Regions from separate parts of the Homo sapiens genome. Here regions 2 and 3 are each linked to region 1. A link is a contact called in ENCODE Hi-C or POLR2A ChIA-PET data. All regions are on one chromosome and are shown on one strand. Each heading gives the region's core, a stretch centred on a gene start or an enhancer-like site at or near the end of the contact. The rest is flanking DNA. Distances are from core to core; before and after follow the strand shown.

The links. A loop is a pair of places that touch in the nucleus more often than their neighbours do. ChIA-PET counts read pairs that join two places held with the same protein, here RNA polymerase II (POLR2A). Pooled maps may share reads with other maps.
Region 2: a map of natural killer cell shows a loop between it and region 1 (4-fold over the local background). The contact joins the enhancer-like site here to the promoter of UCA1 in region 1. A Hi-C loop is called at or near these places in 1 of 168 maps with a recorded cell type or tissue (natural killer cell), 1 of 37 single-sample maps with no recorded cell type and 3 of 50 pooled maps.
Region 3: a pooled map shows a loop between it and region 1 (4-fold over the local background). The contact joins the enhancer-like site here to the promoter of UCA1 in region 1. A Hi-C loop is called at or near these places in 2 of 168 maps with a recorded cell type or tissue (CD4-positive, alpha-beta T cell and CD8-positive, alpha-beta T cell) and 9 of 50 pooled maps. POLR2A ChIA-PET finds 5 or more read pairs at or near these places in 4 of 52 experiments (CD4-positive, alpha-beta T cell, CD8-positive, alpha-beta T cell, activated naive CD8-positive, alpha-beta T cell and 1 more).

Annotation. Positions count from the first base shown.
Region 1 is chr19:15,826,992-15,831,159 of GRCh38, forward strand. UCA1 (urothelial cancer associated 1) reads left to right here and starts at 1,956. Exons shown (of 3, transcript NR_015379.3): 1 at 1,956-2,347. LOC124900418 (collagen alpha-1(I) chain-like) reads left to right here and starts at 1,956. Exons shown (of 3, transcript XM_047439793.1): 1 at 1,956-2,347. RefSeq lists an enhancer at 1,200-2,399.
Region 2 is chr19:16,434,426-16,438,593 of GRCh38, forward strand. It overlaps EPS15L1 (epidermal growth factor receptor pathway substrate 15 like 1), which reads right to left. Exons shown (of 24, transcript NM_001258374.3): 5 at 3,345-3,440; 6 at 2,512-2,574; 7 at 1-65. Among named protein-coding and RNA genes, the nearest start is that of EPS15L1, 35 kb to the right of the region's middle. Within about 2 kb of position 1,251, at least 19 of the 41 ENCODE cell types and tissues checked have a DNase peak (open chromatin) inside an H3K27ac peak, as active enhancers do.
Region 3 is chr19:16,381,671-16,385,838 of GRCh38, forward strand. It overlaps EPS15L1 (epidermal growth factor receptor pathway substrate 15 like 1), which reads right to left. Exons shown (of 24, transcript NM_001258374.3): 21 at 3,459-3,541. Among named protein-coding and RNA genes, the nearest start is that of KLF2, 59 kb to the left of the region's middle. RefSeq lists enhancers at 1,256-1,345, 1,598-2,099. Within about 2 kb of position 2,246, at least 33 of the 41 ENCODE cell types and tissues checked have a DNase peak (open chromatin) inside an H3K27ac peak, as active enhancers do; they include CD4-positive, alpha-beta T cell and CD8-positive, alpha-beta T cell, where a contact is called at or near this core.

The DNA of each region.
Region 1 (4,168 bases), core at 706-3,205:
TAAGGCGCTTGTATTTTATATAGCTCAACAAGAGAAGCACAAGTATCTATCCCTTTCAGACAACAAAGATGTGCCATTTAATTATTATTTCCATGACAATACACAGTTGAATAAATCATTATATTTGAATGCTTCTTGGTGTTGCCAAGTCCTGACCCACAGGGTTTTGTATTAATCTCTGAAGTCCAGGTACCAGGAAAGAGAAGAGTTATTCACCGTCACAAGTTCTCACTCTGGAAAGGAGAAAAATGGATGTTTTAATGAATCTTTGTAATTTACCAATTTAACTATGACACTTTATTGTGGAAATGTATTCATTTCGCTGCAGCCATAATGGAAGAGTGATTTTCCTTACTTTGCTGAGATTCTCAGCCCCAGTAGCCTTCTCAAGGCTAAGCCCTGGAATTCCATTTGAAATCACCCAAAAGAAAAGAACAAATATGAGAAATGTATCACACGCCATCTGGGTAAGACAAAATGTAAATTAAAAGCTTTATCGGATGATGGGTGGCTCATGCCTGTAATCCGAGCACTTTGGGAGGCCAGCCGGTGGATCATTTGAGGTCAGAAGTTCGAGACCAGCCTGGCAAACATGGTGAAACACCATCTCTACTAAAAATACAAAAATTAGCCAGGTGTGGTGGCAGGTGCCTGTAATCCCAGCTACTCCGGAGGCTGAGGCAGGAGAATCACTTGAACCTGGGAGGCGGAGGTTGCAGTGAGCCGAGATGGCACCACTGTACTCCAGGCTGGGCAACAGATCAAGACTCTGTCTCAAAAAAAAAAAAAATTAATGGATGAAATATAAGGCTAGACATTTCTTTTCTTTTTTCTTTTTTTTCTGAAATACACCTCTTTCTTGCCTCCTTGGATATATTCTATCTTGTCTATCAAACTCTACTAATAAAATCCATTTGATATTTAATTTTTTAAAAACTGAGGTTCAGGCTGGGTGCAGTGGCTCACACCTGTAATCCCAGCACTTTGGGAGTTTGAGGCAGGAAGATCGCTTGAGCCCGGGAGTTTGAGGTCAGCCTAGGCAATGTAGTGAGACCCTGACTCTATTATAAGTAAGTAAGTGAAAAAAAAATTTTCAAGGTGACAAACCCAGGGAGGGGTAGGGCAAACTGGAATACCGGCAAGTCTGACTCAAGTGTCAGATCAGGTCATCCTATATAACCTCAGACATGCCCCAAACCCTGTGCTGCTCACATATATACTCAGTGACCACCCTCCCAGAAGACACTGCATTGTGTGCGTTTCAGCTTTTTGCGTCACCTCAGTGAAGGTGGTTTTCCTGTCCTTAGCCATAGTTTTCTCCCTTCACTAGGCTAAGAGGATTCAAAGGACAGGGATCATTCCAGTCTTTTCCCTTCAATAGCAGCATCTGAGTGGCTGACCAGAGAGGTATTTCCAAGAAGTGAAAACTGGGCTTGGGGTGAGAAAAGCTAAATGTCCTAAGGGGTTTCCTTTTAGATGACGGAGGGAGATACCAGGGGACTCCTCCCTCCCGGGAGGTAGGGGGAGGGGGTGCACCCGGCGGCTCCCCTGAGAGGCCCCACAGGCACATCTCAGGCTGTCCTCTGGGAAGAAATGACCCAGGAGCTGATATTCATGACCCTCCAAGAGACCCGGCAGCTTGTGGGCATCTCAGATGAGCCCCAGGCAGTTCTGAAACCCAGGACCAGGAAAAGATAAGAGGGTGGGCTGAGGTCACATCACCCTGTAACGTTTCCAAAAGGGAACTGTCAGGCCTCTGAGCCGAAGCTCAGCCATTGTAACCCCTGTGACCTGCACATATATGTCCAGGTGGCCTACAGGAGCCAAGAAGTCTGGAGCAGCTGAAAAACAAGGAAGTGAAACAGCCAATTCCTGCCTTAACTAATTAACCCACCTTACGACATTCCACCATTATGACGTGTTCCTGCCCTGCCCCAACTGATCAATCGACCCTGTGACATTCTTCTGGACAATGAGTCCCATCATCTCTCCACCATGCACCTTGTGACTCCCTCCTCTGCTGACAACAGATAACCACCTTTAACTGTAACTTTCCACAGCCTACCCCAGCCCTATAAAGCTGCCCCTCTCCTATCTCCCTTCGCTGACTCTCTTTTCAGACTCAGCCCACTTGCACCCAAGTGAATTAACAGCCTTGTTGCTCACACAAAGCCTGTTTAGGTGGTCTTCTATACGGACATGCTTGACACTTGGTGCCAAAATCTGGGCCAGGGGGACTCCTTCGTGAGACCGGCCCCCTGTCCTGGCCCTCATTCCGTGAAGAGATCCACCTGCGACCTCGGGTCCTCAGACCAGCCCAAGGAACATCTCACCAATTTCAAATCGGGTAAGTGGTCTCTTCACTCTTTTCTCCAGCCTCTGTCGCTACCCTCCAATCTCCCTGTCCAGTCTTTTTCTTCTCTAGTAGAGACAAAGGAGACACATTTTATCCGTGGACCCAAAACTCTGGCGCTGGTCACAGACTCAGGAAGACAGTCTTCCCTTGGTGTCTAATCACTGCGGGGACGCCTGCCTAATTATTCACCCACATTCCACTGGTGTCTGATCACCTTGGGGATGCCTGCCTTGGTCATTCACCCACATTCCCATGGTGGCAAGTCATTTGCGGGGACGCCTGCTTTGGCTGCTCACCCCCGCCCTTCTCCGTGTCTCTACTTCTCTCTTTAAACTTACCTCCTTCACTTTGGGCAATCTTCCGCCCTCCATTCCTCCCTCTTCCCCCTTAGCCTGTGTACTTAAAAACTTCTCTTAAACTAACACCTGATATAAAACTCAAACGTCTTATTTTCTTCTGCAATACTGCTTGGCCGCAATATAAACTTGACAATGGTTCCAAGTGGCCAGAAAACGGCACTTTTGATTTCTCCATCCTACAAGACCTAGATCATTTTTGTCAAAAAATGGGCACATGGTCTGAGGTGCCTTGCGTCCAGGCATTTTTTACACTTCGCTCCCTCCCAAGCCTCTGCTCCCAATGTGACTCATCCCAAATTTTTCTTCTTTCTCTCCCGTCCGTTCCTTCAGTCTCTACCCCAACCTCAGAGTCCCCTGAATCCCCCTTTTCTGCAGACCCCTCTGACCTCTCTCCCCCTCCCCAGGCCACTCCTTGGCAGGCTGAATCAAGTCCCAATTCTTCCTCAGCCTCCGCTCCCCCATCTTATAATTCTTCTATCACCTCCCCTCCTCAAACTTGGTCAGGCTTAGTTTCATTCCATGACTAGCTCTCCCCCACCTGCCCAACAATTTCCTCATAGAGAGGTGGCTGGAGCTGAGGGCACAGTAAAGGTTCATATACCTTTTTCTCTATCAGACCTTTCCCAATCAGTCAGCGTCTGGGCTCTTTCTCATCAGACCCCACTAAATATACACAGGAATTCCAATATTTGACTCAGTCCTACACTTTAACCTGCAGTGACCTAAATGTCATCCTGACCTCTACCCTCTCCCCAGATGAGCAGGAAAGAGTTTATACCCTAGCCCAATCTCACGCTAACACCCGCCGGCATCATGAGCCAGACCTCCAAGAAGGCATCAGGGCAGTTCCCTGAGAGGATCCTTGATGGGAATACCAGACAGGCTCCCCAGGTATAGCTAGGCGAGATTACATGGTCTCTTGCCTAGCTGAAGGGCTGAAAAAGGCAGCATACAAAGCTGTTAATTATGACAAGCTTTAAGAAGCCACCCAAGGTAAAGATGAAAATCCAGCCCAGTTCATGGCCCGTTTGGTGGCTACCCTTAGAAACTTTACAGCCCTAGACCCTGAAGGGCCAGAAGGCCATCTTATTCTCAATATGCATTTTATCACTCAGTCAGCTCCTGACATTACAAAAAAAGCTTCAAAAATTGGAATCTGGCCCTCAAACCCCACAACAGGAATTAATCAATCTCGCCTTCAAGGTGTTCAACAATAGAGAAGAGGCAGCCAAGCAGCAACGTCTTTCAGAGCTGCAATTGCTTGCCTCTGCTGTAAGACAAACCCCAGCCATGCCTTCAGCACACAAAAACTTCAGAGCAACCAAACCACAGCCTCTAGGCACTCCTTTAAAACCATCTCATGGACCTTGCTTCAAGTGCCGCAAAACTGGCCACTGGGCCAAGGAATGCCTGCAGCCCGGGATTCCTCCTAAGCCTGTCCCACCTGTGCGGG
Region 2 (4,168 bases), core at 1-2,500, 610 kb after region 1:
GAGAGCAAACCATTGATGGGCAAGAGGCTTTCAAAAATCCCATCAAATTTGGCCTTTTCTTCCACCTAGTTGGAAAGAAATAGCCCGAGTAAGTAGGAGAGCACACCTGTGTGAATGTCCAGACCGAGCTCTGACCGAAAGCCAAGTGAAAATGGCCACGGACCCATCATCACCCTTGGCTAAAAGCACAAAATGATCTTAGAACAGTCTTGGCCCCTTGGTTTCCAAAGTGAACATATACCCTGAAGGAAATAACGTTATGGCAACCTCGGATCTGGGAGCCAAGGTCCTCAGGAGGGAGGCCCTGGCCCCGGGTCTTGTCCTTCGTCCTAGCTGCTGCCTGAGTGTGGCAGGAGTCTCCCATGGTGGGGCAGTGTCTTTGCAGGGAGACAAAGATCAGTCTCACCTGCCTCCAAGGAGCCCACTTGTACCAGAAAGACAAAAGTGTGAGCAGATGTTAGTGCTTGAGCAAATAATTATCAAAATCAACTTAAAGTACAGGAAGTCCTCTTTTTTTTTTTTTTTTTCTTTTTTTGAGACAAAAATCTTGCTCTGTTGCCCAGGCTGGAGTGTAGTGGCACAATCTCAGCTCACTGCAACTTCCGACTCCCAGGTTCAAGCAATTCTCGTGCCTCAGCACTCGTACCTCCCGAGTAGCTGGGATCACAGGCATGCGCCACCAGGCCCGGCTAATTTTTGTATTTTTTGTAGAGATGGTGTTTCAACATGATGGCCGGGTTGGTCTTGAACTCCTGGCCTCAAGTGATCCGCCTGCCTCGGCCTCCCAAAGTGCTGGGATTACAGGTGTGAGCCACCAAGCCCAGCCACATACAGGAAGCCCTCCATTTCTAATGGTAAATAAATTAATACGTAAATAGGAATAGCTCTTCATGAACAGAGGGAAGGTACAGCATTAGGATGGGGAGTCACAGTTCCTGCTGTTCTGAAAGACATAGGGCAGGCAGCCCGTAAAAGGGGCCATGAGTGAGGCAGTGGCTTCCAGTCTGTTCCACCCTCCAAAGGAAACTTAACATTCCTGAACTGTACACTTAGAAATGGTTAAGATGGTAAATGTTACATGATGTGTCTTTCAACCACAATAAAAATTTTTTAATTTTTAAAAGACAAAAACCAAGACAGAGCCCTCAGTCACAGAGATGAGATCACCGGCAGACACCGCATGCTTTCACAGCTGTTGGTGCTAAGAAGCTGAGCGCTGCAGGTCTTTCTCGGGGGCCTGGGATCCTCTCCTGGCCATCGGACTTGCTGACTCAGTGCCTTCAGAAGCCCAGAAATGTTCACAACGGAAACAAACACTTGGCACTTCGGGCTTGTTCTTTCTGACTGTGGCTGTGAATGGAATGCAGAATCTCTCTCGACCACAGTACACCCCAATTACAGCATCTGGTCCTGTGCTCCCTGACTCCTCTCTGCGAGGTCCCCAGGCCCCTCAGTCCCAGCTCTTCCAGTGAGGCCTGGACATAACCCCTGGTGGAAAAGAGCCATCACATTTTAAAGTATAAGATCTCTTGGCACTGTTTCCCATGACAAAGTAGCTCTTTTTCAAAGTCCACACAATGCGCTGGGTGACAGGGAGAAACCCTTCACCACAGTGATTGCCACTGGCAAAGTGCTTGATGACAGAGGTGACTGCATGACTCCTCAGTCACATGACATATCTTCATGTCCTCTCCCTGCACAGATACCCCCACCCAGCCCATGACCTCTCCAAGAAGGGAGCAAACCAACCGTGTAAACATGGGACGAAAGTGCTTGGGACCTTTATTTGAGAGCAAGAGTGTTATTCATGTCAGGATTTAAGCCACATAAACGTGAGGAAATGTGACAGTCTGAAAGTGAAGGGAAGGTGAGGAGGCCTGATGTTACTTGGAGGGACCATGCTCACTTCCTTTAGAAGGAATTCTGTACTTAGAAGACAGCCCTCGTTTTTTTTCTTCTTTCTGGACGCAGTAGCTTATCTTTCCAGCCACAACATCCTCTGTTTTAAAAATAACACTTCAAGTGCTGAGAGAGGCTTTTCACAAAGCAATCAGAACATCAGGGAGGAAAGAATGGTAACATGCAAAGTGGCTGGAAAGAAGCGAGAAAGCAAGGGACACATTTGGGGGTCCACGTGCTTGCAAGCTCTCACCGTTTCCTCTTCTATTCTGAATAACCAACACAAGCAGCAAAAACCACAGAATGTGACCTAAAGATGCAAGATTTAAACTGCAGCCCTTTAATAATCCAACTCCTGACACTTAGTTGTCCAGGTAGGCAACTCCCAATTCCAGTGAAGGGCCACAGCCTTTGTAAAAGGTGTTCATTAGAAGAGGCGTTTCATCCAAGTGCTGTGGCCACTCACACTGAGACAGAAGAGCTGACACAATCATCCTATAAAATGTTCTGAACAACATCAAACTAGAACAATTCCAGAACAATTCTAGAACAACTGCTGGAACAATTCTATCTGAAGGAGAGCCAAGGAGGGAGCTATTCCCGTTCACTTACCCTCACAGCCCAGTGGGCCTCTGCAGAGGGCGGTGTGACCATCAGAGGGCTGCTGGTGTCGTGCTGAGAAGAGAGAGAAACATTCCTTTGTGGCTGGCACAGAATTAAATCATAGGTGGGTGGGTTTGCTGAAAAGGATACACGTTTCAAAGTGCTTTCAAAAAAGGGAAGACTTCACAAAGTTAAACACAGAATCACCACATGACCCAGCAATTCCACTCCTACGTATTGACCCAAATGAATTAAAAACGGATGTCCAAACAAATCCTTGTACATGAATGCTGGTAGCAGCACTATTCACAACAGTCAAAAGGGTGGAAATAACCCACATGTCCAGAGAGATGAATGGATAAAGATGTGGTCCATCCAGTAAATGGAATATGGAAACACTGATCCATTCTACAACATGGATGAACCCTGAAAACACGATGCTGAGAGAGAGGCCAGACACAAAAGACCATGTTAGAGAATTCCATTGATAGGAAATGTCCAGAACAGGCAAATCCATTGACAGAAATAAAATTAGTGGTTGCCAGCGACTGGGAGGGGGAGACAAGGAGTGATTACTTAATGTGGATGGGGTCTCCTTGCGGAGGGATGAAAAAGTTCTGGAGCTAGACAGAGGTAATGAAGACACAACACTGTAAATGCACTAAATACCACTAAATAGTTCACTTTAAAATTATTAATTTTCTATTATGTGAATTTCACCACAATAAAAGGGGAAGGCTAGAGAAAACATGGAAATATACATGCACATACACACATGCACATACACACACACACACATCTGGTATTAGAAGAATGTGAACTTGAAGGACTTGGACACTCACAAATTTAGGCGGTGGCATGCTCAAATTCAGATTGCTCAAGGTAACTTCATGGCCACTCTGTGCACAGGCCACCAGTCTCAGTGCAACATAGAAACCCTGCAAGTCCAAAGAAAGGGAAGGAGTAAACAGCATATCGCCAGTGAGGGTAGGGGGAGCTGTCTCTAACAGCAGGCTTCAGGGAAAGAGGATGTGCACTTCAACAATGAAGGCCGTCCGTGCAAAAACCCCTTGGAGCGTTGGGCTGAACTGGACTCACCTTGGGGACATCGCTTAAATGAATACACTAAAATGGACTTATCCTGGCCAGGTGTGGTGGCTCATGTCTGTAATCCTAGCACTTTGGGAGACCGAGGCAGGTGGATCACCTGAGGTCAGGAGTTCGAGACCAGCCTGGCCAACATGGCGAAACCTCATTTCTACTAAAAACATAAAAATCAGCCAGGCGTGGTGGCAGGTGCCTGAAATCCCAGCTACTTGGGAGGCTGAGGCAGGAGAATCACTTGAACCCAGAGGGTGGAGGCTGCAGTGAGCCAAGATCATGCCACTTCACTCCAGGCTGGGCAAAAAGAGCAAAACTCCGTCTCAAAATAAATAAATAAAATAAAATAAAATGGACTTATTCCACTGCATCTGGAAATCTGTAAAATTTCAGATGCATATATTTTCCAAAAACTATGAGCTCCCAACATTTAGGAAATGTTAGGTTGTATAAAGCAACAAAATTAAACATGGTTAAGGTTACGAATGATGGACCAAATATGTGCCGAATTTTTGTTTGTTTTAGAGATAGGGTCTCACTCTGTCACCCAGAGTGCAGTGGCGCA
Region 3 (4,168 bases), core at 996-3,495, 550 kb after region 1:
CAGGCCTGTCCGAGACATGAGGGGCAGTGTCGGCCTGCAGCTTAGCTTTAAAATGGGCCGTTTAGGGTCGGCTGTTTGGGAAAGAATGGGGGAAAAACACTGGCCCGTCTGTGGGTGCTTCTGCGATTCATGGAACATGTCCCTGGGCCTAGGGCCCGTGCGAGTCCCCCGCGGCCTGGGATGGGGAGCCAAGCAGGTCTAGATGGGAAGTGGTGTGACCGGCTGGGCCTTGTCCTCCCTGGGCATGTGCTGGCTTCTGGGCCACATCTCCAGACTCGGAGTGGGGCCTCGGTTCCAGTGGCTGCAGTGAGCCTTTCTACCCTCTGTGTCGCGCAATAGGACCCGGGCAATAAAACCACACTCAGCCTGGACGTCCAAAGTTGTAAGACCTGGTGACACACTCAAATCAGAGCCGCCTAACCCTCCAGGCTGACCGGGGACACCTCGGGCCAAGCCGGCTTGGCGCCTCCCATGTGTGTTTAAACCCACGAGGCCAATTGGCAACTCGCGAGGCGACAGGCTTTCAATAAACGCCTGGCACTGCCTCCGCAGTGAATCAGATCACTCCTAGCTCCAGAATGCCCGCGTCATTTCCGAATCCCAATTTTCATGACTTCAAGTTTCCCAAGAAGCCTCCTTGGGGACTCAACTCTTTCCTACTCGGGCAGCGGCTTCAAGGAAAATCTCTATTTTTAGAAAGGTTTCAGTAAAGCTGTCAGGGGCTCTCTGGGCTCGGCAAGAGTGAAGTGTGCTTAAAATAAAAGGAAGACAGAAAAAGCTACTATGAAAACCAGCTCTAAGAGAAACACGTTTGAGTTCACCAGTTGAAGAACTGGTTCAAAACAGAAGACTGAATTTGTAAACAGCAGCCCTAAATATCAATGCACAGCTTTAAACAATTGAGAAGTTGCTAAAAATGGGCTGACGACTAACCCAGTATTTCACAGATGGCTTTTTTTTTTTTTCAGGGCAGAAGAGGGTGAAATAAGTTGGACTCTTGTTTTTATTCTCAAATGCTCCCTGGAAACATACTTTGGGGAATCTGTTTTTAAAGTGAGCTTATGTCACATAGGCTTGATACTGTCTAGAAAAATCTCTTCAGGTGAGGGTGGGGCCTCAACTAAGAGTGCAGGCCCGAAGAGCCTCCCAAAGGAAACTTCTAGAATCAGGCTGTGGGCTGTGACTCTCCTCAGCAAAGCCACGCAGAGGTAAGGTGCTTCAATTCAGGGACTTACAAAAGGGCCTCCCTGCTCTGCTCAGATGGGGAAAAGTTGATGATGGTTTTTTTTTGTTTTTTAAAAAAACACCTTCTTGCCACTTTCATTTCCCTTAGCATTTTATTTATATCCACAATGTTGTTCTTGAAAAACAGATAGGTAACCAAAAAGGAAAAACAGAGCTGCAAGGTCAGGGTTGAGCTCAGAATGCGGCTGTACAAGTGTCATGAAGGCAGCTGATGGAACGCTGGAATCAAAACAAGATAGTATTGGAGACCCATTTTCCACAGCTCTGTCCAACTCTGTCCTGGCCCGGCACCGCCAATAGGAAGTGAGACCGGCTCTGAAATCACAGCTGCATGTGTGTGAAGAGCCCCTGGTTTCAGGGCCCAAGGACAGGCAGAGGGCGGTCATTAGATCCCGGCCCTAGCTCAGGCTCTGCTAGCTCTCCCTCCCTCTGCTCACAGTGAGAGGAGGAAGACAGATCCAGCCTCCCAAAGGAAGAGGAGTCCACTTGCGACAACCAGAAACGACCAGGACGCCTGAGGGACTGCTGCCACCGTGTGGCCAACGTTTTCTGCTTTCGGGAGATGGTTTCCCGCCTGCCCAGGAGCCTGTGCACTGGGCCCTAAATCTTCTGCCAGTCCCAAACCGTGTCACAGCGTGGCATATGAGGGATGGAGGCCTTCTCCGTGTGCTGGAAGGAGGGGGGCGCCATGCCAGGGCCTCTGGGCTCCCTCTGCCCAGGCTCATCTGTGTAAACACACACCCTGCCTCGGTCAGAAGTGGGATCTGCTGCGCCGCCAGGGCACGCACACACGCGTCTTTGAAAACCTGAACAGAATCTCAAGTGCTTCTCGGAATCTGTGTTCTGTGATCACAAGTTGCGACCGCTGCCAACCCCAAGATGCTCAGAGACTCATCTGCTCCACCAGCTGAGTGAACACGGGGCAGCCAAGGGAGACTGCCCAGTCACACTGGCACCTGGGGCACCTGGGCATGGGGCCGGTGGGGCCCCGAGGGGGCCTCATGCCTGGGGCACGCGTCTTCCAGGTACTCCCGGGGCTCCCTCCCCTCACCACCTTCAGGCTGACAGCAGCGCTCACAGGGACTGGGCCCAGCTGCTCCAGGGGACCCCCCACACCGGCCACCCCTTACCACCTGGGCCATGGGCTCCAGGAGGGGGGCTGTGTTCTGCTTGTGGCTACTGCCTCTTCCCGCAGCGTGGATAATGCCTGGGCCTCTGCAGGTGGAACTCGTGAGGAAAGCAGGCCCCTGCAGCCCCCCGAAGACAGAGCCCATCTGCCCCTGCCTGGGGGCTGCCGAGAAGGGACAGAGTGGACGCAGGTGTCAGGGACGGGACACACCTCATCTGCTTTCCTTCATTCCTGCCAAAGAAAAATGCTCCTCACTCAAACAGGGAAACATACAACTCACAAGGAAGCACAATGGTGCCGCAGCCCTGTCCTTCCCACTCACCACAGCCCCCATTTCCAACTTTCCAGCAGTTTCTTCCGGAAGGCACCTCAGTCGTAAGGGGCTTCTATTGTTGTTTTTTGACTTGTCCATTCTGGATGTTCCCTGTTGAATTCTCTATGCTACCTTAAAGATGAGCTCCAACCACACTGCCAGCGTCTGGAGAAGCCCTACAGCTGTCTGGGACCAGAGCCACAGTGAGTTCAGGTCACCGTGTGGTGAGGGCCGGACACCAACGGGTCCAGTCTGGTAACCAGCCTCGCTGCTGTCCTCCTTCAACAGTTCACTCCTCACCTGTGGATCTGTCTGCATTTATTCAAGGAGGCCGGCCCTCACTTTTCAACACCCCTTGAGAGTTCTGTCACATGGGCGACTCTGAACACTCGCTGGCCCACTTTCCCTGGACGCCTCGCACCTGCAGGCCTGCTGCCCATGGCCCTCTCGAGACGCCTGTGCCCAACGCCTTCTCAAGTTTCTACTCGGCCATGGCAATGACTTCACCGTCTGAGACCTGATGGTCGTCAGACACCAGTGGGAGCCAGGGGAGCCCAGGGCACCTATGCCACTGGGAAGGGTCAGGGCTCACCCCACGGGACTGCAGTGCATTGGATCACAGCCATGGATGCTTTCCAGACCTGACCTTGTGTTGGAAAGGTGCCGGGGAGATACATACGTGACATGAACAATTACGCCTGGCAGCCCACACCATGACAAGAGGCACAAAGACACTAGCAGAGGCGCGGGGGCTCCGTGGAGGGGCTTTACCTTGGACATCTGGCTGAAGTCGGCAAAGCCTTCAGCACTATTGAAGGACCCACTTCCGAAGGGATCTAAGGTTCCAAAGGGATCTGCAATCGGCACCAACAAAGTCAGAGTTACAGGTCTTTAAGAGAACATGCCTTCTGGGGTGGAGGGGAAATGCTAGATGGCCCCTGAACCAGGAGACTCAGGAAGGCTGCATTTATTCATTAGACACGTGTGTCTGCATGAAGGCCTCTCAGCAAGGCCCCCCTGCCCACTCTGGCATGGCAAGACGGTTTCTCACTGTGACGACCACTCTGGGAGGGCCAGCATCATTCACGGTCATCAGAAGAGTGACAAGTTGCCACAGAGGCGTGGCCCCTGGGTCCCACTGGGTCTCAATGGGTCAGGAGGCGAGGAGCAACTCCAGGGCGACCTGCCACCCACATGATTTATACAGGGTGGTGTCTTTGGATAGAGGTTTTTGCTGTGTTTTCTCCTCTAACCTGGAAGGGATTTGCCTAGAGTACTGGATACACTCGCCTATGATACCAAACACTGCTACCCGCCCCACGCAAGCTGCAGGACCAAGCGGGGCCTGTTCCCAAAAGAAAGGGGGTGTCCACAGATGCTCCCATTGCATAAAGGCTCGAGCGTGCATCTGCGAGTTCTACACTGTGAGATGAGGTTCCTTCAAACACAGAACCCACAACATAGGCCAGTACCTGGGGTCA